Regions from separate parts of the Homo sapiens genome. Here region 2 is linked to region 1. Evidence: chromatin loops called from intact Hi-C (ENCODE). Cell type or tissue: mammary epithelial cell. All regions are shown on one strand.

Region 1 (2,500 bases):
GGAAGTGCCCGAGGATGGCACTGCCCATTGCTGTAGACACACACAGAGAGTGAAGGCTTCATGGAGAAAGGGGTCAACATGGGCCTAGAACGGGAGGGCTGTGATGGGGACCATCACTGAGCCCCACTCCCGGGAGCAAGGGAAGGAACTGCAGGAGGGAGGAGCCCTGTCTTATTGGTTCTAGATCCACTGAAAGCGGCCACAGTTCTGAGGACTTGGGCAGGTTCCAGAAACAATGCCAAATCTCCCTTGCTAGTCCATCCACGGCCTGTGTTCCCCTTGCAGCACCTAGCTCCATGTCACCGACGGGAAAATCCTGAAAACCATGCAGGCTGCACCCTGGCCCCGAGGCAGCTCAGACCGGTGGAGCTGGCCAGGTGGGAGAGGAGGGAGCCATGGTGAGGGGTGACTACAAAGTTCCTGGAGAGAAAAGCCACGTGACCGAGGTCTGAGGCAAGAAAGGACTAGAAGGCAAGGCCAGTAAGGTTCAGAGAAAGGGCTTATGTTCCAGAAGGTCTCCATAAATGCAGGGGAATTTGGAACAAAATGCTAAACAGAGATTTAAAGGAGGAGGCACTTACTGGAGGTGTGAGGGCAGGGCTCTGGAGGAAGTGGGGAGGGCTGGCCTCCCAGTCGTGTGTCTTGGGACATCAGCGAGGGAGGGACAATCACACTTTAAGCCAGTTCCTTCAATACACCAGTTTTTATCATCATAACAGAAGCTACAGAAAAGAAAGTGGGCCAGCTCTCCAGAGTTGAGGGGCTGCCAGGAAGGCCAAGTGGCATGAGCCGGTGGATGGACTAGCACTGAGGAAAGATGAGAGTGAGATGTGTCCACTCGGTAACCCTCTACTCAGCACCTCCTTCATGCCGGGCCTTGCAGATGAACAGCAAATATGGTCTGCTCCATGCCTTGAACTCACTGCCTGGCAGGGGTCAGAGTTGTACAATCATATAATTACAGCCTGCTCTCCAGCCTTCCTGGTCATCCAGTGTCAAATGAGGATATTTTTGGAGTCTAAGTCATCATATTGCACAATGTTTTCAGACCGCACCCTTCCCTCACCTGAGCTCATGGGTAAGGAATTCTCACAGTTAACTTCTAGACGTCTTTCTATGGACTGAGAGCCACTTGGTTGGCTGAATACAAAGGTGCTAAATATTTCTCAAAGGGGCACAAGAGAAACTGTGACTTCCTAGCTCAAGAGCCCACAAAGCGGCTTGCCCCCATCCATGGGCCAGTCTCCATCGCCGTGCTGATAGCATCAGTGGACATTTGCTCATGATCCAGTATCCCCCCCTTTTTCTTTTTTTGAGATGGAGTCTTGCTCTGTCACCCAGGCTGGAGTGCAGTGGTGCGATCTCCGCTCACTGCAACCTCTGCATCCTGGGTTCAAGCGATTCTCCTGCCTCAGCCTCCCGAGTAGCGGGGGCTACAGGCGTCTGCCACCACACCCCGGTAATTTTTTGTATTTTTAGTAGAGAGGGAGTTTCACCACTTTTGGCCAGGCTGGTCTCGAACTCCTGGCCTCAAGTGATCCACCCGCCTCAGCCTCCCGATGTGTTGGGATTATAGGCGTGAGCCACTGCACCCGGCCAATATTTTTAAGTTCCAGCATGTTGAATTGGATAAGGCAGCCAGTCAGGCAAGGGCATAAATTCTGTTTTTTGTTATTGTTGTTGTTGTTTTCAGAAGGGATACCTATCTCTAATCTTTTTTTTTTTTTAAGAGACAGAATTTCAACACGTTGCCCAGGCTGGTCTCAAACTCCTGGTCTCAAGGAATTTCCCGCCTCTGTCTTCTGAGTTTCTGGGGCTACAGATGTGTACCACGGAACCCAGCTGATTTCCCACCTTTGATATATTATGAGCAAACGATTAGGGAGAATTAATTATTCTCTTCCTCTTTACCCTAGGAAATGATGTTTACCCTAACCCAAAATGTAAGAATTTATCAGGAAAACACTACCTATAAAGAAGAAATCTGTCCTGCTTGGTGGTGTAAGGAGAACAATTGGATTTGGTCCATGTCAGAAGATTGCGGACCAAATCCCACTACTGCCAGCAGGGTCATTTGGAGAAAGATACTTTGTAACATTGGACCTCTGTTTCCTCATCTGTAAAATGGGAATAGTAAGAATAATAATACTTGTCTCACAGATTGATGTGAAGGTAAAATGAGGTCATGTGTGCACAGAATCTAGTCCAGACCCTAGAACATACCTGGCACTCAATTAATATGAGATAATTGTGCCATGCCTTAAGTATAAGATTTGTTATTACCGTAAACACTACAGCATGAATTTGCCTTGGTACTGCCAAATGGAGGTTTAAGTTCTGATTCCTGATGATGAAATACGGAGACTCTGGCCTGCTACGTTAAAAACAGCACTGATGGTAAAGGCTAACCCAAGACATGCTTTCTCTTTCTCAGGGTCCAGTCCGAGGAGGCTGGTGTTTATACGACAGAATTTGCTTGCATAAAGCGGGTTAAGCCAGG
Region 2 (2,500 bases), 150 kb after region 1:
CAGAATAGACACTTGTCCAGTGAATATAAACAGATGATCTAGTGCTCAACATCATTAGCCATTAAGAAAATGCAAATCTAAACCATGATGAGATACACTTCATACCCACAAGGATGACTACAATGAAAAAAAGATAGATAATAACAAGTATTGTCGAGGTTTGGAGAAATCAAAACCACCATACGTTGCTGGTGATATAAAATAATGCAGCTGCTCTGGAAAAGTCTGGCAGTTCCTCAAGAGGTTGACACAGAGTTGCCATACGATGCAGCAATCCCACTCCTAGGTATATATCCAAGAGAATTGAAAATATATGCCCACCCTTGTACCTGAATGTTCACAGCAGCAGCATTCGTCTCAGCCAAAAAGTGGAAACAACCCAAGTGTCCATCCACAGATGGACAGATAAGTAAAATACACAAATAAGTAAAATACTGTCTATTTAAGCAGTGGAATATCATTTGGCAATAAAAAGGAATGAAATACTAACAGTTGCTACAACATAGATGAACCTTGAAAGCATTATGCTAAGTGAAAGAAGGCAATCACAAAAGACCACATATCACATGATTCCATTTATATGAAATGTCCAGAAAAGGCAGATGGATAGAGGCAGAAAGTAGATTTGTGATTGCCAGAAAATGGAGAAAGGGTGAATGGGTAGTGACTGCTAATGGGCAGAGGATTTATTTTGGGAGTGATGAAAATGTTCTGAAATTAGACAGTGGTGATGGCTGCACAACTCTGTGAATATACTAAAAAACCATTTTTTTATACATTTTCAAGGGGTGAATTTTATGATATATGAACTATACCTCAATAAAGCTGTTGTTAAAGTGAAAAAGTCAGAACTCCTTCTCTTATATCCTCACAGTAATCAGCTTGGTGTTTGACACTAATGAGGAGAATTAAGCTGAACTGCCCATGGTGAGGGTGCTTAGAGGCAGGTTCCTTGAGTGAAAGAGGCAGAAATGGCCCATTCCAGAGACAGAATTAGGCTTCCTGAGACAGAGAAGACAGTGGTGGCAGATGACACCTAGTGGCAGGAAACTATTCCCTGCTATAAGAACATCCAAGGGATGACAACACTGTGGCCTTAGGTACCTGCAAAAGATTCCTGTGGTTGGCACGCAGAAATCCTGCCTTTTAAGGGACCCTGTGGGCTTGGACAGAGGGCATCTTGGTGATAATCATAATGAACTGAATACCGAAGAGCCACTCTCATGTTTTCTAGCTCAAGTGTGCCCTCAGGATTCTTGTATATCTCACAAAGAGGAGTTGCTCCCAGAGGGCTCAGCCTTCTCCCTGCTGACAAAGCCCCCACTTTGGCTCTTGTTCCAGCTGTTGGCCCTTTGAGACTCAACTGCATATTCTTGCCAGGCTCTGGTTTCTGTCTGTTTCCCCGAACTCTGGTGCAGGGTCCCCCCATTCCCTACTATGGCAGCCCATCGGTACACACTTGTTTGCCACTTGTGGCTGTCTTCCCTTCCTCCAGGATGGCAGGGGAGCTCAGGGAGCAGGCTGAGGGAGCAGGGAGGCCTCCTGTTTCTCCACTTCAACTCTATACTGGCTGCCAGTGGGACCCGCTGTGGGCAGGGGGATTTCTTCCCAGAGTCCAGGCTAAGTCCCTTCTGCCTTCAGCCCATCTGAGCCATTTTCATCATCTTCTTTGGCTAACTTCTAGGGGACCCAAACAACATTTTCACCTTAGTATCAGCCCCTCCAAATCTTCCTTCCTTCACCCAGGACTGGAAATGCTCTCTACCTCCTCCATCTGTCCAGCAAGAACTTCCCTCAAATCACCCCTCTGCCTCCTCTAGTTTAGTCTTGTGGCACAGTCTTAATGGTGAAAAGCCTGTCGAGGACAAATCTGAATTATCAGAAAGAGAAAATGCACTGGGAAGTACTTCAAAAATGAATTCTTTTACTAACCAATGCAGATTAAAATTGACAGCTGACAGTTACCTGGTTACCCTGTGCTAGGGAAAATTCTAAGCACTTTGCATGTGTTAATTTATTTGATTCTCTCAACAGCCTGCAACTATTATTTCCCTTATTTTAAAGGTGCAGAAACTGAAGCCATCTAAAGAAGTCAAACAGAGGGTAAATGTTGAATTTGGGATTCAAAGTTAGATAGTCTGGCCCCAAAGTCTATATTTTTAGCAGTAGGCTAAACTGTCTCTCCATACCAGACAAATCAAATCAGAATATTTGGTTATGGGGCCTGGGCATCAATATTTTTTAAAAATCTTCAGATTTTTCTAACATGCAGTCAGGGTTAAGAGCCTGGCTGATGTCTGTTGGGTTTTCATTCAACAAACCTTTATTGAATGCCTTTCTAGGTAGTAAGCCCATGTTAAACCCCAAAGATACACATACAAACATGTTTGGTTCCAGCCCTAACAGAGCTCATTGAGGGCAAAATAAGGAAGTTGCTGTATTGTTGGATGATGGACTCAGCTAGCTGCTTAGAATGTAGTTGTGCTTCTTCACAAAATAG

What was found. A loop is a pair of places that touch in the nucleus more often than their neighbours do. Peaks named below come from ENCODE experiments on the same cell type or tissue, not always from the same donor. Only the 100,000 strongest peaks of a DNase experiment are listed, where the experiment ranks them.
Region 2: a loop joins it to region 1, with 5 times the contacts of the local background. A loop is called at or near these places in 5 of 110 quality-filtered maps.

The regions. Positions count from the first base shown.
Region 1 is chr3:127,816,665-127,819,164 of GRCh38, forward strand. The region is part of intron 2 of MGLL (monoglyceride lipase); the gene reads right to left. Among named protein-coding and RNA genes, the nearest start is that of MGLL, 4.6 kb to the right of the region's middle. RefSeq lists an enhancer at 683-1,882. In mammary epithelial cell, no CTCF peak of the experiment used is centred here; a DNase peak (open chromatin) is centred at 1,047; H3K27ac peaks cover 1,528 bases.
Region 2 is chr3:127,970,136-127,972,635 of GRCh38, forward strand. All of the region lies in intron 5 of KBTBD12 (kelch repeat and BTB domain containing 12), which reads left to right. Among named protein-coding and RNA genes, the nearest start is that of KBTBD12, 56 kb to the left of the region's middle. In mammary epithelial cell, a CTCF peak has its summit at 1,039 (motif pointing left); no DNase peak of the experiment used is centred here.